3 separate regions of the Mus musculus genome follow, and regions 1 and 3 are each linked to region 2. The links are chromatin loops, found by intact Hi-C in ENCODE. Cell type or tissue: heart. All regions are shown on one strand.

Region 1 (8,000 bases), 150 kb after region 2:
TCAGGGACTTTAGATACAGATGATTCTGAAATTTCAGTTTTCAATGAAAATCTGAATGGCTGGCAACATAGTTAAACATCTGAAACCTTCCCTAACTCTTCCTATGAAATCTGGAGACAGTTTTAAAACGCTACTAATTTGAATTTGAGATATATGATAATTCTGTCTCATAACTGAAAGTAAAACGTATCCTTTTACCCTTGAAATTTTGGAATTCTGTGTAATAAGAACTTATGTATTTGACCGCTAAATAATTGAAAGAAAAACAGAAGCCAAGGCAGGAAGATTCCAAATTTTTTTGTTTTTTGTTGTTGTTGTTTGGCTTTTTGAGACAGGGTTTCTCTGTATAGCCCTGGCTGTCCTGGAACTCACTCTGTAGACCAGGCTGGCCTCGAACTCAGAAATCCGCCTGCCTCTGCTCCCCCCCTCCCCCTGAGTGCTGGGATTAAAGGCGTGCGCCACCACGCCCAACTAGATTCCAATTTTTTGGGCAGCCTGGGCTACATAGTTGAGTTCAAGGTCAGGCTAGGCAAGACCCTGTCTAAAAATAAATAAATGAAGTAGTTAATTTCCCAAACTAATTTTAATTTATATTTGTGTCCTAAAGATATGAAAGAGACTTGGAAACTATCTCTTCAAACCTCCTCAATTCAAACATCCCTTCTTTATTCCTAACTCAGAAAGTTTTTTCTCAGTCCTAAATTTTATGGTGTCTAAGCCTTTACACATCATTTAATATTCCCAACTAGATCCTTCATACTGGGCCAAAAATAGCATATATATATATATATATATATATATATATACTCATTCCCCCATGGATTTCAGTAGCGTAGAAGATAAACAAAAGTTTACTGGTAAAATACAGTCCTCAAGACCATATGCAATAAATGAGAAGCGGCCTCATCAAACATACTCACTTTAGAGTCCAGTTTGGTTTGCTCTTGCATTTCCAGGTTGAGACTCATGTCATCACAAACCAACTAACACTGTTGACTGAAGAAACTCATCATCTTTAAATATAGGAAGCTCTGAAGCAAGTGGCTCTGTTCCTTATGACACACCAATTCTACTTCCCCTTTTCATCTGCGTGTACAGATTGTTTACACACAGTACATTAACCCACGGTTATGTCAGTACTGCGATTCCCTCAGTTAAAAGACGCATGGCAGAAAAGAAAAATCCACCATTAACCGCTCTACAGTCACTGGATTCCCAAGACAAATTCAGGGATGTTCCTCCCATCGTGTTTGAGGGACCTGCTTTCTACTTCTAGACTGGTCACACTGAGAACTGTCTGGCTCACTTGAGGGCACACAGCTTGGCTGAGAGTGCCCCCGAGTTCTCAGAAAATGCTTCAAAGCAACAGCGGTGAAGTCTGACACAGGCATGCATGGGCCTTCCCGCCAGCTACCCTGGTTCTAACACTTGCAGAAATGACCTCATCTTTATCACTGCAGCACTGAGCAGAACACAAGCACTTACCAGGGCCAGAGTAGAACCTACAGAGGATCTTTTTATTCCCGTCCTAAAAAAAAAATACCTCCTAATCGCCAAATTCAACCCTGGTAGAAATCACACTTTTTTTTTTTTCATCTTCAAATGTTGAGGGAGAGACAGGGAAGAAGACACAGGTGTTTATGTTTAGCTAGATGTTAAAAATCAAGTCTACCCTTTCCTTCTGTTCACCTCGCTGTCATAGTCACTTTGCCTATTTGCAATGCTTAGGAGGAAATGTTTAGACAATAACTTCTTTTCCCTTTGTCTAAAACAGTCTAGGACTTTGAATGGCTAGCCATATTTATATTCCCATGAATTTCCAATTAATTTTCACTGCATACCTGATAAAAAATCAATAACACACACTTTGGAAGTCAATAATTTAGGGCAGATATTAAATAATCTTAACATATGCCTTTAGGGTCAACTTTTCTTTCTCCTGGCTTTCACGACACGCTGTAAATACTGCTGGAAATAATATACCTTAAAAGCAGTATTACTTGATTTGAAAAAAGAAAAAAGGTTCTTTTTTTTTTAAATGTATATATTGCACATTGATGTCTACAGATAGCCGAAGAGGCACAGAAGCAGCCACTGTACCCTGCACTGTGTGTAAGCAGACACTGTAAGATGGAGAATCAGGTAAACAGATGACTGAATCACTGAGGGGGGGAGGGGGACTCAGGCACAAAATAGAATGTGACGTTCTAAGCAGACCATTCATGTTAATAAGAGAAATTGTTCAAGAACGGATAGGAATTTACAATATAGCAATGTGGTAAGCATGCCTCACACCGCACAGGTGAACTTAATATGAAACTTGACATGGATTTCCAGTGACAGGAGCTGTTTCGCCACCATGTATTCTAGAATTTTTCTGCCAAGTGTACCATTTGTGAGCATGTTGACTGGATTCCCAGGAACTAGCCAGAAAAATATATACACCATCGGTGCCTATGTCAAAGCTTTGCCATCATTTTCAGACACACACCAGAAAAAAAAAAAAAAGGTAAAATGACCCGTGACCTGGTGTCTCTGCTTGTCAACCACAAGCGGCCTCTCTTGTCCATAGATGTAACCTAAGCTGGCCCAGATGGCCTGGCTCTGCTAATGCAGGGAAACTGGGTTTGTTTTCAGGGTGGGTGCTGCAAGCACCAGATGTATTTATAGAAGAGAACAAGTCTCCGATGGAATGAGATGACCGAAAGGAAGTTTCTTCCACGCAGGAGAGGCAGCTTGTGGAAAGGTCTAGATTCCACAGCTTGGTTCCAGTCCAGACTCTCCAACTACCAGTTATGAAAACTTAGTAAAGCCTTTTTTGGTCTTTACCGTTATAAAATTTAGACAACTGCGCTTGCCACAGATAGATAACAAATTGACAAATGAAAAGGCTGGGGTGGTGAAGGTTTTCAATAAACATCACCTCAACTTCCTGCTGTCCAGCCACAATTATGCCTCAAAAAAAAAAAAAATCAAACTGAGTTTTCCATGTTAAAGCTGGAAGGCATATGCTGATACGTAGGGAGGAAAAAATAAATAAAAAAATAAAAACGACTTGGGTGGAGGACTATATACTGAAGGACTTCGCCAAAAATGGAGCTAGAATATTGATAAAGGGGAAGGAAGATGGCATGGGAAAAGCATCAGGCGAATACCTCACGGGCAGAAACATCAACAAAGAGACTTTATGTAAGCACGAAACAAACTTCGGAAGCCACGGATATCCTGTGAACCTGCTCTATGGCCTCCATTCAAAAGGCAGCTTTTAGAGCTGTGCCAGAAGCGCGCCATCCACAGGCCGCCTGGTCCATCCCAGGCCCCACTATCCCGCAAACCTGTCCCCTAAGCCCGGGCTGCTCTCCAGCCTCCGAACCTCCAGATGGGATGGCCAGCCGAAAGCGTGCGGCTAGAGGGATTGAGATGGAAACCTGGGGATGGATGAAAGAATGGGGAGAGTGGGAAGGAACGCGAAAGTGAAGGGCTGCAGAGAGCAGGGCGAGGGGCGAGCGCCACAATGAAGGACGGGCGGAGACTGCGACAAGCAGGCTCGGGGTCCCGGGCGGGGGCTGCAGGCGAAACTGGGGCGTGGGAAGCCCGCAAGGGGCGCGGGATGGGGCGCAGGCGAATACTCAGGCGGGGAGGAGGCCGACGGCCCCCGCAGGTGCCACCGGGCGCGGGCTACTCACGGTATACAGCAGGTTGAGCGCGCACAGGCAGTTCTTGGAGCACGAGAAGCCCCCGCACACCATCGTGGCGCGTGGGCTAGCGGGTGCCTGCGGGTCGAGGCGTCTTCCGCCGGGCTGGGCGAGTAGCTTCTGGATCCTGGCCTCCTGAGCCTGTGGCCCGGGCTAGGCTCGGGGCTCGGGTTCGGGGTTCAGGATCAGGGCTGCAGTGCCGCGCCCGCAGCGGCTCCCACCCGCTCTGCAACCTGCGGCCGCAGCGGATCCGCCGATCGCGCGCCCCGCCCCGCCGCCTCGTCTCGCCCTGCACTCTGATTGGCCACTGCTAGGGAACAAAGGTAGAGATATGCAAATCAATGCGCTCTGGGGTCCGGGAGAGGCGGGGCAGCTCAGCGGAGGAGAAGGAGGAGGAGGAGGAGGGGGCCCCGAGACTGTCTGGAGGGAGCCGGCCTCTGGCTCACGAGACTGTGGCCTCTGTATAATTTCCCCCCTCCCAGGTGAACAGCAGAGGGCGGGGCTCCACGCTGGCAGGAGAAATGACAGCACCTCTCTCCATTCTTGCCCTGTGGGTGACGTGGCACCATTTTGAATGAGATGATAAAACAAATCGAAGCACCTGGCCTCGTTTGAATGAAAGAAAGACGACAAGAATGAAAGATTTACAGAGAACAGGGAAGGGGGCAATGAAAGGAAAAACATCAGTGAAAGACTAAAAAGAGCAAATAAAAACTAATTTCTCTCGACATAGGTAAGAAAGGTAACCTGTAATTGTGACAGATTTCAGATCAAGAGGACTTAATCTACAGGGATTTTTGAAATACTAATAAACCTTATGAATACATATGTGCAAAATAAATCAGGAGTCTTTATTCTTGTAGTGGGATCCTGGGTTTTAGGGGCCTATTTTTGCATAAATACAAGCTAGGAAGCCTTTCGATAACAGATTCAATTAATTTATCATCACTTTTGTTTGCTGCATCTTCATCCTGATTCCTAACCTCTAACTAGATTATTAGAAGTATATCATGCACTATTTGACAGACCCCCTTGCATAGAATAAAGTGTCCTATCAGATGCACCAGTGCGCCTGATGGTTTTAAGGCACTCACTACTGGGTTCCAACTGTTAAGCGGCAGTAAAGGCTTGGTATTTTCTATTTGGTATTTTCTATCAAAAGAAATTCTACCAATAGGTTTTATAAAGAGATTTTTAAGGGCCTTAAGAGTTGGCTCAGCTGTTATGGCACTTATTGCTTTTACAGAGGACCCCAACACCCAAATGGCACTCACAACACCTGTCTCTCCAGTCCTGGGGATCCAGTGCCCTCCTCTGACCTTAGTGGGCATCAAGCATGCACATGGTACACACATGCAGGCAAAACACTCGTAAAATAGTAAAATAGATCTTTTAAAAAGCGATTTTCAAATTTACTGTACATTTTGAGCCTAAAACTTCTCACGGTTAGGTGAATGTATGTCAAAAAACAAAAACAAAACAAAACAAAAAAAAAACCCAAAAAAAACAAACATAAAAATCATTGACTTAAACAAGTTAATTAAATACCTTCTCTTCAAATACTCCAGCCTATTTGTACTTCCTTTAGAACTCACCATGCAAATAAACACTCATGGATTTTACGTCTCTTGCAATCCTTATCAATCTTGTATGTATTCCCAGAAACATTTTTAAAAATTAGTATGGGAAATAACTCTGCACTCCAAACTATACTGCTCTACTTTTCTTTTTAAAATCCAGAATTTTAATACTTACATGGTGGTGCACGTCTTAAATTTCAGTACTCTGGAGGCAGAGGCAAGCAGATCTCTGTGAGTTTCAGGTCAGTCAACACTGCATAGGGAGACTCTGTTTTAAACTATATAAATAAAACTAAACTAAGCAGTTTACAAAGAAGTGTCAACAAGAAAATCTGAGACTCCAACACCAATATCCTATCCAAATAAAGCGTAAGCAGTTTTCAGGGTGGAAGTAACTACTTCAGTCTCAAGCTTTTCTTTTCTACATACTTCGTGTATTTTAAACATTCTGAAAGATTTGGGTGGGCAAGAGAATTGTATTTGGAAGTCAAGCTTGATAGCATATAGCTATAATCTCAACCCTGGGAAAGCAGAGGCAGGAGAATTATGAGTTGAAGACTAGCCTAGATGGAATAACAGAATCTATCTAAGAAAGAAAGAAAGAAAGAAAGAAAGAAAGAAAGAAAGAAAGAAAGAGAAAGAAAGAGAAAGAAAGAAAGAAAGAAAGAAAGAAAGAAAGAAAGAAAGAGAAAGAAAGAAAGAAAGAAAGAGAAAGAAAGAAAGAAAGAAAGAAAGAAAGAAAGAAAGAAAGAAAGAAAGGAAGAAAGGAAGAAAGGAAGACAGGATCGGACTCCCAGAACTCACAATTCCAGGGGATCCCACCACTCTGGCTTCAGTGCACACCTGCACTCAAGTGCACATATATTCACATCACCAAAAATAGCATGAATCAAAAGAAAATCTTTTGAAGTATCAAAAGGAAAGACATCCAGTGCTGAGGAGGTAGAGACAGGCAGATAGCTTCCTGGGGCTCACTAGCTGCCCAGTCTGGCCTATGCAGCAAGCTCTTAGGCCACCATGACTGTGTTGTAAAGTAGGGGGGAAGTGCCTGACGAATCATAGATACCTCAGGTTGTCTCCTTGCCTCCTCATGCACGCACACCTGTGCTTGAACACCTGCATGCATGCATGCTTTATCACACAGTCATGAATGCATACTCACATGTCCATGTGCACAGGCAAAATAAAAGCATGGCTTCAATCATTGTCCACTGCTTTAAACTGGTGTCTATTACATGGGCTGAGTTGTTAACTGACATAGGAAGGCAGGCTTCATAAAAAGTGTTTTGGTATGAAATACATGATTCTTTCATGAAGAAATAAATGAACTGGATCTTTATGCTACCCTCGGTAGACTAGTAAGGAAGTGATGTGCTGATTGCCTCCTACCCAGTCGATGGAGGAGACTGTTCAATCCACTTCTACACCCCAACCCTGTTCTTTTGTCCCTTTCCTGCTCCCTTTCATTCCTCGCTATCTTCCCTTGCTCCACTCGCTCTTTGTTCTTTCTCTCTCTGTAGCATTTGTTGTTATTGTTATTTTTTTTCTGAGACAAAGATATCTACTTATATAGCCCAAGCTAACATCAAATTGCATCCTCCTGCCTCAGCTTCCAGGTGTTGCAAAATACAGACATGGGCCACAACCATCAGCTGCTTGGGATGTCATTCTGAGCCGCAGCAAAGACAAATTCTTGTGAGTCTTTCCAGATCTTCCAAGAGTTTGCCTGCCAAGGCTGGGTTAAAGGTGAAAGAGGTTAATCGGAGAGGAAAACCTCAGAGTGGGACTCAGGAAGAAATAGGAGTCTGGGAATGCTAGACCAGCAGCCAGCACGCAAGTGTACCTGTGCAAGGGTGGGGAGAGGAACAAAGAGGGAAGGGGCAGAAAGGTCACAACGAGAGAAAGAAAGTCTGAGTGTAACACAGTTCTAAGATCTGCCAAGGCAGCTATGAGTTGAATACAGTTTAGTGTCTCCCCAAGACGCCCTGGACTGAAAATTATTTCCCATTGTGAGTTACTTAAGAAGATGGGAACATAATCTGACTTCACCTTTGGGAGGTGATTCAGGTTAGATAATATCGATGGGATTTTAAAAAACCCCATTATTGTACCTTGATAGCATTATAAAAAGAGTAAAAAACTTTGGTTACAGGGAATAAAAAAACTCAAGATCAACTGACCAGAGAACTTCCTCTCCTCTAGAGAGCTTTGATAGAGTCAGAAAGTGCTACACAGATTGCTGGGGGGAAAAAAAGCCACAAACCATCTTATCCAGCTGTGATCCCTGTGAGCTATGTAACCAACCTGCCAGACAAGGTGGACAGTGTACCCACTGATAGAATAGTGACAAGACTGTTGTGGAAGAAAACAACTGTTTTCTGTTGGGTTGTGGCCCTGCTTTCTATAGGAGAGAATATAGGACTAGTGTTATTTATCTGATCACAAGTAAGGCTGTGGAGCTCCTGGGCCCGAGAAGGGGGAGAGGCACTGCAACTGTCGTTTCCTTAAGTGGGCATGATGTCACATTGACCTCTCAGTGTGTACGTTTCCGATAGACTCTGCTGCTTTTCCCTTGGTCAGAGAAGCTGCTGTTTACAGTGTGTGACAGTTACTGCAAAGTCTGCTAACTGGGGAAAGACCTGAGAGAAAGTGACTGTTGACTACTCAGCCCTAAATAGGAAACACCTGTATTACCCACGCCTAGGCTCAGGGAATATCACAGAAG
Region 2 (8,000 bases):
TTCTGCTGCCACCTTCTGCAAACTCAAAGTCACCTCCTATAAAATGCAAGGCCAGAGTCGCTCTGGAGTCTGAAGTAGAGGACATAGCAAGAAAAAATTTTTTTCAGGGAAAAAAAATGAGATCAGGAAAGATATTCTACATTTAGTCTTTGTTTAGATCTAATCATCGGGAGGAGAACAAACAAGAAAGACATAATATACACACAAGCCGTAGTTCAAAATCAGACTCTAAAAAATAACATCTGTAAGGCATCATAAGTTGGAAGGCAATAAAGTGAGAACTGAGGGTTGCCGAAGCTGTCAACCAATCAAATCAGTTAGAATCAGGCATTCTCTCTCTCTCTCTCTCTCTCTCTCTCTCTCTCTCTCTCTCTCTCTCTCTCTCCCCACTCTCTCTTTCTTCCCACTCTCTCTTCCCCTCTCTCTATCTTCTTTCTCTCTCCCTCTCTTTCTCCATCTTTTTTTCTCTCTTCCCCTTCTTCACTAGCTTTCTCTGTCCCCATGTGTTTCCAGCCAGCCTCTTCTTTTCTTCCTCTCTCTTTCTCCTTTCTCTTTCTCCTTCTCTGTGCCCCCTGCCCATTTCTCTGCCCTTATCCCTGTTTTTCAGGTCCACCAAGTTGTTTTATGCTGCATTATAAAGCATAACAACGGACACAAAGGCAACTTTCTTAAAGACTTTATGTAGTAGCAATGTGTCTTAAAGAGATAGTAATTCCAAACTGTGTGTCTGAAGTCAGACTGGTAAACAGCCAGGTCTGAGAGTGGGGTTGGTACCACAGTATTTAGTTGAAGGCCAGACTTCAGATATTTTAGATTTAAAGCCCTGTGATTGGGTGGGAGCTCGCTCTGCAGGTCGTGTTCCAGCAGACATACATCAGCCAGCATCAGGTTGCCATCATCTCTTACAAATGATGGAGAAGGAGAAAATCAGATGGAGTATAGAGCCAGCATATCACACAGCCCCTGAAAGAAGTCAGCCTGTGACCTTGGCCTCCAACTAAACACTGAGGTCTCCAAAAGGGAAGAGTTTTTCATTAAAAATGGAATGTTGGCTTTTTCTTTAGGACAGAACTCTTCTACCATGCCTGGGGTAGAATGAGGGATGAGTTAGCTTGTGCTCAAGAGAGCTGTGCTGCTCAGAGAAATGAATCATAGCTGAGGAGGATAAGGAAAGAACGATTTTACAGCAAAGTGCCAGGCCATTGGCAGGCCTGGGCAAGCTAGCTTCACTTTATCTCATGGATGGGCATCAGGGAGCAAAGCATGACCCCAGCCAGAAGGCAACTTCCATGTGCTTACATTTTGTGTATGGTGCCTGGAGACAATGCAGGGACAAGCATGACCTAAAAGAAGAGTGAAAGTGCAGTGTTGTGTGTGTGTGTGTGTGTGTGTGTGTGTGTGTGTGTGTGTGTGTGTGTGTGTGTGTAAATGCATACATGTGAACATTTCTGATTCTAGTAGGTCCCAGGCATGGATCTGGAACAGTATTTGAGTAGAAATAGAAATCAATCTTTTCACCAGTATTTCTAATACTTTGAATTTCTAAGACATTTCAAATAAACCTCACTTCCTGTCTACTCCCTAGACAAATATACTTAGAAAGAAAGAAAGAAAGAAAGAAAGAAAGAAAGAAAGAAAGAAAGAAAGAAAGAAAGAAAGGAAGGAAGGAAGGAAGGAAGGAAGGAAGGAAGGAAGGAAGGAAGGAAGGAAGGAAGAAAGAAGAAAACCCTGAGGTGTTTTAATCTCTCTGTATAGGTAGCACCCCACCCCATTTTCCATTTTTTCCAACATGAGCTGGCATTAGAGAGTCTAAGCAGTCGCAGTCGAACACCTCTGGCAGGTACACAGTGTGACCTGTCTCCAGTGTCTTGAGAGCAGGAGCCGTGTGGGGAAAGGCAAATCTCATGGGAAGTGATCCGACTGAGAAACAGAGTCCGGCATAAAAGTGGCTTCTGAGAATCAGGCCCTGCAGCTCTCTAGGAAGGAGAAGTGGGCTAACCACTCATCCTTTATTCAGAAGAACCTAACACACTGCAGCCTCTTAAATATTAATGAATCCACCAGCAATAGGAGACCCCCCAGGGTTGTCTAACGACCTTTACAACGGTTTGATTCCTGTGAAAAATCTACCTCATTAATTTTGCAAAAACAAACAAACAAACAAACAAACAAAAACCCCTTAGACGGTGTTAGACATGGCTCATTTCCAACATATTAAATTAAGGCAATGGAGCGATCATAAGCTACAAACCAGAAAATAAAATGGCAAAAGGACACTAGACATTTCCAATTGCACAGACTTTTCTGAATTGTTCCACAATGTACATTAAGGCTAAAATCTTGACTGTGTCGTTTCTTAATTGCAGAGACCTTGTGGTAGACTGACAAATAACTCTCCTCAAGAATAGAGAGTCAGTCCTCAGAACCGTGGTGCTATGTAATAGGGCAGTAGAGTTTTGCTGTATAGGTAGGATCCCCGAACAGGGAGACTCTCCTAGATATCCAGGAGGGAGCCATGCTACCACACGGACCCATTTGAAGGGAACATGGAAAGTTCAAAAAACAGAAAAGGCCACATAGTGGTAGAGGCAGGAGCGAGTGACAGTGCTACATGAAAGGGAAGACAGTAGCCTCCAAAAGCTAGAGAAACAGGACAGCCTCCTCTGAGGCTCCTGAAGTAACAGCAGCCAATTCCTTCCTATGAAATACTTGTTACAATATCAAAAGGGATATGTGTGTAAATTATGGATAACCCATAATAGAGCCTCCATGTTTGCCTCAGCCTTGGCAGTGTCCTGTCAGCCCCTCACAGGTAGGATGTGGGTTGGTGTGGCTTCCGCTAATTGGGACACCTGTAACCACTCAATGACCATGAGACTATATAGCACAAAAGGCCAGCCCTGGAAGATACCAGTTATGGACAGTGACCAACCAAAGGGATCATTTCCTCTCTTGGAAATTGTGACCTCAGTATGGCTTCAGAGATGCAAGGACCAGAGTCCAGTGGTGTGGAAAGCGAGGGAGCAGGAAGGGGCGGGGAGGGAGCATGGGAGACAAATGAGATGGGAGAGAAAGAAGCACTAAGCAGCAGCTTCCTGCAACCATGACCTCACATTGCCCCATGGTTTCCATAGCAACCATGACCCGAGCCAGGCCTCAAATGACCCCTGAACTGATGAACAATAGTAAGTAGCATTCCAGCTCTTCACAAGACTCAGAGCAGCTGCTGAGATGGACCCAGGCTCCCTCACCTTATTTAATGAGAAGGTTCTGTTCTTTGCAACCTCACAGAGCCCAGTCAGGGTTTCCTGGTCTTAGTTTTTAATCTTTTAGAAAATCACTGAAGGAAAACGACTTGAATCAAAACACCAATAAAGAAATATGCAAATGGCCAATAAGCTCATGAAAGTATGTTCAGTGTCATTAGATATTGAGGCAATGAAAACCAAAAGTACAGCGGGAGACCCACCTCACAGCCTCGGGAGAGCTCAAAAGACATTAGAACTGAAGACAGGCACAGTGCATGCATACAATACTGGTAGTACAATACGTGGTAGCCACCACAGGGAAGAGTTTGGCAATTTAGACTTTGACAGAATGTCATAGTTAGAACAGAGCAGCATACAGCCACAATCTCTACTCCTAACTATATACCCAAAGGTCACAGAAGAGGCATTCAAATGACACCTGCACAGCTCTCATAGGGACGATAGATAGTCAGAACCCCATAAAAGTGCAGATAAGGAACCATCCATGAGTGGGTAGACAGGTTTGGGAATAGATGTGCAATGGCATGTGACTTAGCTATGAAGGAGACTGAAAACTGATACACACTGCCAAGTACATGGACCTTGAAAACACTGCTATAGGAAAGAAAGCAGCCACAGAAAGCTATACAGTGTATAAACCCACTTCCATAAAACAGCAGCAATGAGCACATTCACAGAGATACAAAGCTGTGGGCCAGAATTTGCCCAGGGCTTGAGGAAAATGGGGGAGGGCAACTATTTGTGGGTATATAAGTTACTTTGTGGTGGTAAACAGTGCTAGAAATATGTCACACACAGCTACATAGCACTCTGAAAATACGAAATGCACAATTGCACTCTGCTGGGTGGTTAGAATGATTCCTTGTATATGAATTTTATAATAATGAAAAAAGTTTGTGGAAAAAGTACTTCATGACACTTGTTCATTTATTTGCTTATATATGTGACATGTATATAAACACATATGCACACTCGCGGTGACATAAACAGAAACTGAAATGATATGTAAAGCATACCAAGGGTGTGCTAATAGTAATCCATAGTTAGGTGTTGGCTGTGTGTTTCTGATTAGATGTATATGTAATAACCATGTCCATCATTTATAACATTGTATCATTGTAATTTAGAAGACGTATATAGTCTTCATTATAATAACCATTTCAACTTACAATTCTGCTACAGATACAATAGACACCTTGCACCCGGCTGTGTGTGCTTCTGGTGCCTTTGGGACCTGGGCTGTTCTTATCCCACAGTGGTCAAGTCTTGGCTGAACGACACCCAGATTCTCCGAGTAGTCTCTCAAAGTCTCCAACCTCACATGAACGTTACGGTCAGCCTGGGGCTGGAGAATGTTTTCTACAATGGAGTAAAAGCCAATGATTAGCATGCGTCTGTTCAGTCTGTCTGGTCTAGCCTCTGGGTGAAGAGAGATACTCAGTACAGATCACCTGACCTTTTATGTTACTAGTTTAATTTGATAATTTGACCCCACCATTTAAACTGGCTCAATGATGGGGTCCAGTCAGTAAAGAGATAAATAGATATTTGATACTTCAAAAGAACATTACAGATCTTTGCAAAAATAATGTAAATTTCTCAAGCAAATGACAGAGTGTATTGAGAAAGACACCAAGGGAAACACTCTTGCATTTTATTTATTTTGCCTATCAAAATAGACCAAAAGCCGTTCATCCTCTTGATCGGCAGGTGGCGCTGTGAACGTATCTTTGAAATTGAAAACACAAAAGCCATTTTCTTTAATCCCTCAATTACATAGGACATTTGAAATGATTTGTTTTAATCGGAATAAATGTCACTGTTAGTGACAGTAGATAATCCCTAAAATTCTCAAATCCTCCGCAAATGTTAATGGAATCACTTCATAGAAATAGCTTTTCAAATATTATCCGTAAGCTTAATAAACTGGGTTCGTTATGAACGGACTGGGTTATTTTCCTGTATATCGTCCTTGATTGCAGCTTCACACACAGCTATCTATTTAATCCTGGAAAACTCAGACGTTATTATTCCCGCTTCTCAAAGAGAAAATCGGGTCTCACACGGGTTACATTTTTTTTTACCCAAGTCCCATACCCCATTGATGAAGAGAATCACGCTTCAAAATCAAGCCTGGCTCCCTGGTGCTTAACCACAGCACGAAAGCATTTCAAAGGCAGAGCTAAATTGGTGAAAGTGTAGTAGATTGTAGTAAGGACTGAACAGGCTCAGGGGATTTTTAAATGCTAATTTCATTCCACCTTCAGTGCCATTTCTATTCAAATCACACAGATTGTTTAAAAACGAAAACAAGTCTGACCTTTTTTTTTTCCTGTGGGGAAAGTCTGGAGTCAGGAGTCAAACAGAGCTTCACAAAGACCTGGAGCCACACTCCCACACCCCTGTAGACAGAGACCTTTAGGCTGTGTAAAGGGGAATCTCAAGAAAGGAGCGGGGCTGCCCAGCAGTGAAAGGGGGAGAAAGAGATATGCAATTTGCATATCTAAAATTTGACCTTTTTGTGATCAGATAATCTTTTGCCCTATGAAATAGAAAAATCTTTGCCCACTGTGATCCCATTCTGAACTTTAAAAAGCATACAGAGTGCAAATTTGAAAAGTTTTATGTGATGTAGGAGCAACCAAACGTTCTAAGTCTGACACGCAGATCCAATGTAGTCAACTATGAAGGTTATTAAATGGACATGAGACATCTCTCTTTTCTTTCTAAAAGCAATTGTTACTCAGGCCTGAGGCTTAACTGAGGCTTTTCAGCTCCTGGCACTAGGGCCTCCCATTATGAGTCGAGTCACCATTTGTCCTGGGAGAAGGAACACTGAGCACATGGACAGTATTTCAGCTAGGTGAATACTTACCCTGGTACTTAGGACAGACAGTACAGTAGTGCGCTGGCCAGTTTCACACTGTCCCTCTCATAAAGCTCTCTACGGTCACACCTGAACATCAGCCCTATGACATCAGTGCCGGCTTAGCTGCCAATGTAACAGTCCACAATCACCTGGAAAAATATTCTTAACAAGGAATTATCTAGATCAGGTTGGCTTGTAGGCTTGCCTGTGGGGTTGGGGGAGTTTTAATTCATGTAAGACTGAGCCATTTCAGGTGGCACCATTCCCTAGGCAGGTTTCCAATAGCAGAAGAGAGGCGAAAACTGCTGAGAGCAAGCAAACAAGCAATAATCAGTATATTCTCTCTTTGCTCGTGACTGTGGATATGATGTGAACAGTTTCCCAAGTTCCTGCTGCCTTGACTTCCTGCACAAGATGAATAGAATCCTAGAATCTGGAGCTAAAACAAGCTTGTTCTCCCCCTAAGTTGCTGGTTGTTAGGGTGTTTGTCTTAGCAGCAGGAAAGAGACTAGAACATCTTACCTCTTTAATGGGATGTCAGGACACAGTCGGGAAGAGAAAAACACCTCAGGCTTGTCCTAGGACAGAGATAGCAGGTCACAGAAGTGTCATGGAATGAGCACTGGACAAGGCTATCCCAAGAGATCCCAAAAGAGGGGCCCAGCTTCTACCCCACTCCGTCCACACCGCCTTTCCACCATAGTCCATTTTTTCCCCATTACTATCACTTCTGGTGCGGCAACCAGCAGAGCTCACATTCAAAGCACAATGTGACACTTGCTTTCTAAGTAAATAGACATTCGTTTCCTAGAAATCCTGGTGACTGAGTGACAAGGCATGGCCCTTCACGCCCCTGAAGGAACAGCGGGACCTGTTCTTTCTGTATAGATAGTACACATTTCTATAATAAAAGTTAGATAAAAGTTAACACACACCCTAATTGCAAGTATTAACATGTTTAGCTGAAAATATGAATCAAAGTCTTTCTTTAATTAAACATCAAAATTTTGTCTCATTAACTGGCTCCAGTTGTCCACGGTGGAGGGGGCGGGGGGGGGGGGAGATGTTTTTCTGGAACTTTATTTTCTTATCTCCTTCTACTTCCTATCCAGTCACTTTTTCCAGAGTCAGTGGGGGCTAGATAAGGGAGAGAATGAATGAAGTAGATGAGAGCTACTATTTCCAGTCAGATCCCAGCTCCCTGGGTCTGGCAGGAGCAAGGGCTAAGTGCTTTATAGAGACATCTGTACAGCTTCTTCAGAGAGGCCCAAGCCTTTGGATTCTCTTCCGAAGCACTCTTGACTAGGCAGAGTTTTCACGTGTTCTAAGCATGCTCTACCATGGTGCTGCCCCAGCCCCAGCCCCAGCCCCAGCCCCAGCCCCAGCCCCAGCCCCAGCCCCAGCCCCAGCCCAGCCCCAGCCCCAGCCCCAGCCCCAGCCCCAGCCCCAGCCCCAGCCCCAGCCCCAGCCCCTGCCCCAGCCCCTGCCCCAGCCCCAGCCCCAGCCCCAGCCCCAGCCCCAGCCCCAGCCCCAGCCCCAGCCCCAGCCCCAGCCCCAGCTCCATTTCCTGGGCCTATAAGAATTACATCTATTCTTCCAAAACCTTGCTATTCTCCTTCTGGTCATTTTCAACAAAAATCAGCATAGCCCTACTGTAGGAGGAAGGTCTGTAGGTAGCCTTAGCTACCCCAAATCTCCCTTGTCTCACTATAGTTCTCAACATGACTGTAGAACGTACTGTGAACTCAGTGTATTAGAAAAGGAAGAACGGACCAGGACAGCCTCCACTATGTCCTCATGTCTCCCAGAATAAGAGGGTATGCAACATTTAGTTGGTGACAAAGTAGAAAAGTACTTCCTGA
Region 3 (8,000 bases), 62 kb after region 2:
CTCTGTTATTTGCCAATTTCATTTAGATCACCTTCATATATGTATATATTTTAGGAAGCTTCTACTATTTTAGTTTTCCATGTGGCCCCTCACATTGCCCTTAGTTTTAGCTGTCTCTTCCTGTATTTCCTCCCTCACCACCTCCCTTCCCTACTCCTGGTTGATCCTCCCATTCCAGTGCCCCCTTGTCTAGTAGGGACTGAACAGAGAACTCAGTTGGTAAAATGCTTTCCATGAAATCATGAGGACCTGAGTTCAAATCCCAGAACTCATGTAAATAGACCCAGGCACAGTGCTACCCACTTGTAATAGAAGTGCTGAATGGATACACATGGAACTCTGCAGCTCACTGGTCAGCCAGTCTAGAGCTAAGCAGGCTCCAGCTCCAGGCCAATGAGAGACCCTGTTACAAAAACAAGCAAACAAATGAAGCACATTCATGTAAGTAAAAACACACAAAGATCATATTTTAAAATATTTAATCTTTCCTAATTACCAAGTATCTTTCTTCTATTTTGTGCCAGAAATTGCATTTGTTACTTTGTATGCAAAGACAGACTGGAAAAAATTAAAGCAATCTCCCTTCTCTGTGGAATTCCACCCAGTGGTAAGATGTATATATGCCTCAACAATAGGAAACAATCCCTTTCTACCAGGACTTTGATGGAGTGGGACCAGTAGAGAGAGGCACAGCTGTCTCACCATGCTGTCGGGTTCCATACAAGCTGTAGTGCTTATGAATCTTGAGTAAAATGAGAATGTGTTCCATTACTGCCAATTTCATAAAACAAAGTATACTGTGGGATTAAAGATTCATTGATATAGCCCCAAAACACAAAAGTATATACAGGTTTTATATTTCAGTATTTTATAATTAGCCTAATATGTCAGGCTTCAAGAAATTTTAATCTTTCTAGAAAATTATACATATATACATTAATATTGGCTAAATGCTTTAAAGTGATACTACTTAAAACATAATTATATACACTCTACATATTCAGGACCAGTCTTACTTAGTAAAGGAAAAATGAGAATTTTCTTTTCTGCTTTTTAAATGTGTTTTTTCCCGTCTGTTTTTCACTAAATAGTAAGCCCCTGGAAACAGAGTCTTTTCCTGTGACTCCCTGGCCCTCTTACACATCTACACTGATACACAGAGTCACAAAATTGTTTTGATGTTGGGAGGGCAAAAGGATTTTGGAGCCTACCCACAACCTAATAAACAGAGGACTCACCTGCTATTTGCCCAGATTTGGTTTAGAACTACTGCACACTGTGGCTGGAACAGATCTACTGGAATACAAGTGGATTCCAGTAACCATTGATTACTGCCACTCATAGAAATTCAGTGCAGTGATTTTCATAGAGCATATGTCATCACACTGAGCTACATTCATTTTTATTGCTGTGATGAAACACCCTAACCAAAAAACAAACAAACAAACAAACAAGCAAACAAACAAAAAAATAAATAAAACAAACAAAAAAAACCCAGCTTAAATAGAAAGGGTTTATTTATTTTAGCTTACAGTTACAGCTTACAGTTCAAATTACAGGGAAGCCAAAATTTCAAAAACTTGAAGCAACTGTGTATATCATATCCACAGTCAAGAGCAGAGATAAATAAATGCATGCATGCTAGTCCTCAACTTGCTTTCTCTACTCTCATATAGACCATGGCCCAAACCAAGGGAATGGAGGTGTCTACAGTAGCTGGGTCTTTCTACCTCAATGTCAGCAATGAAGATGATCTCCCACAGAGAAGCCTATAGGCAAACAGGACCAAGATAATCCCTAACTGAGCTTCTCTACCAAGGAAATTCTAGGCTGTGTCCACTTGGTAATTAAAACTAGCCATCACATACAGGTTGAATTGCTTCCCTTAAAACCTTTACATGTAATTATTTTTACATGTCCAAGTCCTTGTTCTTAGTACCTCAAATATCACCTTACTTAAAAATAGCTGAAATATCCAACAAAAGGGAGAGAGAACTTATAGAGATCATATGGAGAGGTTAGGCATGGCCTCCAGTTGATGGATGGGGCCACCTACCCTTTTCCAAATTTCATCCCAGAATTGCTATTGTCTAAAGAAAATACAGGGGCAAAGAGTGGAGCAGAGACTGAACAAAAGGCCATGTAGAGACTGCTCCACCTGAGGATTCATCCAATATGCAGCCACCAAACCAACGCAGATACTATCGCTGATGCAAAGAAAAAAAACCAAAAACAAACAAACAAACAACCAAAAAAAAAAAAAAAACGCTTGATGACAGGAGCCTGATATAGCTGTCTCCTGAGAGGCTCTGCCAGGGCCTTAATGATAGAGATGTGGATGCTTGCAGCCAACTATCAGACTGACCATGGGGACCCCAACTGGAGGAGTTAAGGGAAGGACTGAAGGAGCTGGAGGGGTTTGCAACCCCAAAGGAAGAACAACAATATCAACTAATCATAAGCCCCAGATCTCCCAGGGACTAAACCACCAACCAAAGACTACACATGGAGGAACCCATGGCTCCAGTTGCATATATAGCAGAATATGGCCTTGTCTGGCATCAATGGGAGGAAAGTCCCTTGGTCCTGTGGAGGCTTGATGCCCCAGTGTACGGGAATACCAGGACAGGGAGGCAGGAGTGGGTGGGGGAGCACCCTCATAGAAGCAGGGGCTAGGATAGGGGGTTTGTGGAAACCAGGAGGGGATAATGGGGGGTAACATTTGAGATGTAAATCAATAAAATAAGCAATAAAAATAAAAATAGGGACCTTAAAGAATGATGTTAGTTATAACATAGCCATATTGGATGAGAATGGGTCCCACCTCCAATGTGATGATGGTATCTTTACAGGTAAAAAAACGATTCCCACTCTAGCCAAAGAAACAGGAAGGCTCCCTATAAATATTCACCTCTCTCTGTGTCCCTTCAAAACCAACCCCAAAGTCTTCTCCATAGCTCTGTACCTGCTGCAGCCTCCCTTCCCCTTCCTGGCCCCATCTCCAGTGAATCACAGAGATCTCCCCCTTGAAACTGCCTACCCCCTCACTTTTCTCATCCCCCCAGCCCTGAACTCCAGCAGGCATTCTCTGGGAACCACCAGGGCACATCAGCCAGGGAAGCAGGTAGGCTAACTTTGTATCTTTACCTCTCCTTCAAATCTGAATTCCAGCATCGTTCTCAGCCCTGTAGCAGACAACATAAAGCAGATTCCCCTTCCTTTCCGCCCCAACGCCCAGGAGACCAGACAGCTCTTCATGATGAGTGGAGGAGGGAAGGAAGGCTGGACAAGACACACTTTTAAATCCTTTGCTCTACGATGGTATTATACCTGCAAGATATGCTAGTGTGATGGTGGCACAAAGCTTGTGTGAGTAACCAACGAGCATCTGATTTGACTTAAGACCCATTCCACAAGATGACATACCAAGATGACACTGGAGAGATGGCTCAGCAGTTAAAAGCACTGGTTGTCCTCCCAGAGGTTCTGAGTTCAATTCCCAGCAACCATATGGTGGCTCATAACTATAATGGGATCTGATGCCCTCTTTTGGCATGCAAGTGTACAATGCAGATTGAGCACTTAAATAAGTAAATGAATAAGACTGATGCCCTCTTCTGGCATACAGGTGTACATGCATGTGGGGTCCTAGAGCTGAACAGAGAAGTAGGCACATGTCCCTATGCCTAATCCAGAAGCGATTTCCAGCTCATAACCACTTAGAAATGAAAATTTACTTTTCTCCAAGGAACTCTTGCTGGGGAAATGAAGAACTCTTTAAGGGTAGACCGAATGCCCAGCACAAAAAGAACTCAGTGGCATCTTTGGAGGTTCCTTGTCTCATAATGTCATGTATGGGCTTGTTTTTTCTTTTTCTTTTATTTTATCCATATTTTTCTTCTCTCTTGGCAGGTACTTTGCATATTTATTATGAATGCCAGCTTAGTGTTTGGATTGGATACCTGAGTGTGCAAATGATTGACTCTCTGTCTCTTGTGCCTTCTTCTCTTTGGGTCCTTTCTTTCTAATTGTTTGGTTTGTCCTGCTCCATCCTCTGTGTTAGTTTTTGTTTATCTTATTTTATTTTAGGATTATGTTTTAGAAGCATGCTTGCTTTCTAATGACAGACAGAAAGGGGGTAGATTCAGACAGGAGGAGAGGTGGAGAGAAACTGGTGTGGTTGAGGGATGGAAACCATAATCGAAAGTATCATGTGGGAAAAAAAATCAATTTTTTGTAATAATATAAACCTTCTTTATTCTTAAAGTCCATGCTAACATCCATGTATTCAATACAATATTTCAGTGTCCTCAAGTCACCATTTAGATTCACTATTTTCTTTTAAACTTTTTATCTTATGAAAGAAATCTAGCCGGACTGTTACCATGAAGTGCACTTGGGCAGAAGACCCCAGTGGACCACCCGGTGTGTGATGGGGAGGGTCAGTTAGATGAAGCCACAGGATCTCCCTGACACAGGAAACAACAGGATATCCTAGAGGAGACTCAGTGAGGATCCCATATTGATGGCACTGCAGAAGCCAGAGAGCTCAAGGTGGACTAATGACTCAATGCAAGTGAGTCTGCATGTAAAGATGTATGGACAAAAGAGTATACTGTGTGACACACTAACACTGCTTCCATAATGAGGGTTTTTTGTTTCTTTGTTTTGTTGTTTTTAGTTTTGGATTTCTTTTTTACTTTTTATTTTCTTTAGGGAAAATGTTGCAAGGGCCAAGGGCACATGTGAGTGAATGGGGGGATGAGAGGCATTGGGGTGCATGATGTTGAATTCACAAAGAGTCCTTACAGAGCTAAAAAAGTAAAACAAGCCAGTCACCAAAAGACAGATATTACAGGTTCCATTTACCTGAAGTGTCTAAAGTAATCAAATTCACAGAAATAGGGAAAAGAATGTTGGCTACCAAGGAGTGGCTATGGGCAGAAAGGAGGAGTTTTTACATCAGTTTAGAGTTTCTGTTTTGCATTATGCAAATGATTTGTAGATTTGTTGTACAAACTGTAAGTGTGGCATTACTGAATTGCACACATAATAGTGTAAAACAGTGACTTCTGTGTTATACTCCTTTTGCTGCAATTTATTTTTTGTTGTTGTTGTTTTTCATTGTTTTATTTTTATTTTTAACATTATAAGGAATAAATGTAATAAACCAAATACATGGACAGAAATACAAGAATCATATGATCATCTCAATGGAAGCAAAAAAAGAAAGAAAAAGTCTTTGATAAGATTTAGCATATCTTCTTTTTCTTAACAATTTTTATTAGATATTTTCTTCATTTACATTTCAAATGCTATCCCGAAAGTCCCCTATACCCTCCCCCCCCCCCCGCCCTGTTCCCCAACCCTCCCACTCCCGCTTCTTGGCCCTGGTGTTCCCCTGTACCAGGGCATATAAAGTTTGCAATACCGAAGGGCCTCTCTTCTCAATGATGGCTGACTAGGACATCTTCTGCTACATATGCAGTTAGAGACACGAGCTCTGCGGGTACTGGTTAGTTCATATTGTTGTTCCACCTATAGGGTTGCAGACCCCTTCAGCTCCTTGGGTACTTTCTCTAGCTCTTCCATTGGGGGTCCTGTGTTTCATCCAATAGATGACTGTGAGCATCCACTTCTGTATTTGCCAGGCACTGGCATAGCCTCACAAAAGACAGCTATATCAGGGTCCTGTCAGCAAAATCTTGCTGACATATGCAATAGTGTCTGTGTTTGGTGGCTGATTATCAACTGATCTTTTTAATAAAACCTCTAGAACAAGAATGACTGTAGGAAATATATGCCAACATAATAAAGGTTATGTATGACAAACCCATGGCCATTATCATCCTAAATGAATAAAGCCATTAATAAGCCCCATTAAAATCAGGAATGAGAGAGGATTGCCCACTATCCCTACTGCCCATCCATAATGTGATTGGAGCATTGGCTGGAGCAATAAGACAAGAGAAGGGATACAAGTGGGAAAATATTAAGTCAAATTATTTTCAATTGAAGATTATATTATCTTATATATACCCAATGTTCCCAAAACTTGACTAGAAAAAATGTAGAAATTATCAATAATTTTAGCCAAGTGTTGTGATACATAGTTGATTTACAAAATTTACCAGTCTTAATGCATATGAGTAACAAGCATGCTGGGAAAGAGATCATGAACATGCTCCTCTTCCCAGTCTCTCAAGTCAAATAAAATATTTATACATAACAAAAGAGGTGAAAAAAAACTCCACAATAAAAACTTTAAATGCATGGAGAAAGAAATTAAGAAACATACTAGAATTTGAAAACCTCCCAAGCATATAGCTTGGTAGAATTGACATTGTGAAAAAAGGCCTTCCTACCAAAACAATTTACTGATTCAATGAAATCACAATCAACATCCTCATCTCATTCTTCACATAAGTAGAAAGAAAATCCTCAATTTGATATGGAACAACAACAGACCCAGAATAGCCGATTAGTCCTAGGTAAGTGTTGGTTTCTATTCATTTTGAGTGTTTTAAGTGCTAAGTGCATCTGTCTAAGACCCCAACTTTTATACATCTGTTTCTATTGAGTGGATTTTGTTCAATATTAGAATGGCTACTCCCGCTTGTTTCTTGGGACCATTTGCTTGGAAAATTGTTTTCCAACCTTTTACTCTGAGGTAGTGTCTATCTTTGTCACTGAGGTACATTTCCTGTATGCAGCAAAATGCTGGGTCCTGTTTACATATCCAGTCTGTCAGTCTATGTCTCTTTGTTGGGGAGTTGATTCCACTGATGTTAAGAGATATTAAGGAATTGATGTTAAGAGATGAGGTGATGTTGAGTCCATTGATTTTTAAGAGACATTAAGATTGTTACTTCCTGTTATTTTTGTTGTTAGAGGTGGAATTATATTTGTATGGCTATCTTCTTTTGGGTTTATTGAAAGATAACTTTCTTGCTTTTTCTAGGGTGTAGTTTCCCTCCTTGTGTTGGTATTTTCCATCTATTATCCTTTGTAGGACTGGATTTGTGGAAAAATATTGTGTAAATTTGTTTTTGTCATGGAATATCTTGTTTTCTCCATCTATAGTAATTGAGAGTTTTTCTGGGTAAAGTATGCTAGGCTGGCATTTGTGTTCTCTTAGGGTCTGGATGACATCTGCCCAGGATCTTCTAGCTTTCATAGTCTCTGGTGAGAAGTCTGGTGTAATTCTGATAGGTCTGTCTTTATATGTTACTTGATCTTTCTCCCTTACTGCTTTTAATATTCTTTCCTTCTTTTGTGCATTTGGTGTTTTGGTTATTATGTGACTGAAGGGATTTCTTTTCTGGTCCAGTATATTTGGAGTTCTGTAGGCTTCTTGTATGTTCATGGGCATCTCTTTCATTAGGTTGGGGAAGTTTTCTTGTATAATTTTGTTGAAGATATTTACTGGCCCTTTAATTTGGAAATTTCACTCTCTTCTATTCCTTTTATCCTAAGGTTTGGTCTTCTTGCTGTCTCCTGGATTTCCTGGATGTTTTGGTTTGGGAGCTTTTTGCATTTTCTTTGACTTTTTTTTTATTACGTATTTTCCTCAATTACATTTCCAATGCTATCCCAAAAGTCACCCATTTGTGTCATTGTTTTCTATGGTATCTTCTGCACCTGAGATTCTCTCTTCTATCTCTTGTATTCTGTTGGTGATGCTTGCATCTATGACTCCTGATCTCTTTCCTAGGTTTTCTATCTCCAGGGTTGTCTCCCTTTGTGATTTCTTTATTCTTTTTATTTCCATTTTTAGATCTTGGATTGTTTTGTTCATTTCCTTCACCTGTTTGATTGTGTTTCCCTGTAATTCTTTAAGGGATTTTTGTGTTTCCTCTTTAAGGGCTTCTACCTGTTTACCTGTGTTCTCTTGTATTTCTTTAAAAGAATTATTTATGTCCTTCTTAAAGTCCTCTATCCTCATCATGAAAAGTGATTTTAGATCCGAATCTTGCTTTTCTGGTGTATCCAGGACTTGC

The links. Peaks named below come from ENCODE experiments on the same cell type or tissue, not always from the same donor. Only the 100,000 strongest peaks of a DNase experiment are listed, where the experiment ranks them.
Region 1: it touches region 2 in a loop (2.6-fold over the local background); 7 of 42 quality-filtered maps call a loop at or near these places.
Region 3: it touches region 2 in a loop (2.5-fold over the local background); 11 of 42 quality-filtered maps call a loop at or near these places.

The regions. Positions count from the first base shown.
Region 1 is chr12:36,038,565-36,046,564 of GRCm38, forward strand. Tspan13 (tetraspanin 13) reads right to left here and starts at 3,914. Exons shown (of 6, transcript NM_025359.3): 1 at 3,687-3,914. The coding sequence starts at 3,749. In heart, CTCF peaks have their summits at 3,290 and 3,921; DNase peaks (open chromatin) are centred at 2,637, 3,277 and 3,997; H3K4me3 peaks cover 1,995 bases; H3K27ac peaks cover 1,301 bases.
Region 2 is chr12:35,891,408-35,899,407 of GRCm38, forward strand. No RefSeq gene overlaps it. Among named protein-coding and RNA genes, the nearest start is that of Agr3, 30 kb to the right of the region's middle. In heart, a CTCF peak has its summit at 4,973 (motif pointing right); a DNase peak (open chromatin) is centred at 3,074; H3K4me3 peaks cover 578 bases; H3K27ac peaks cover 347 bases.
Region 3 is chr12:35,953,819-35,961,818 of GRCm38, forward strand. No RefSeq gene overlaps it. Among named protein-coding and RNA genes, the nearest start is that of Agr3, 32 kb to the left of the region's middle. In heart, a CTCF peak has its summit at 3,629 (motif pointing left); no DNase peak of the experiment used is centred here.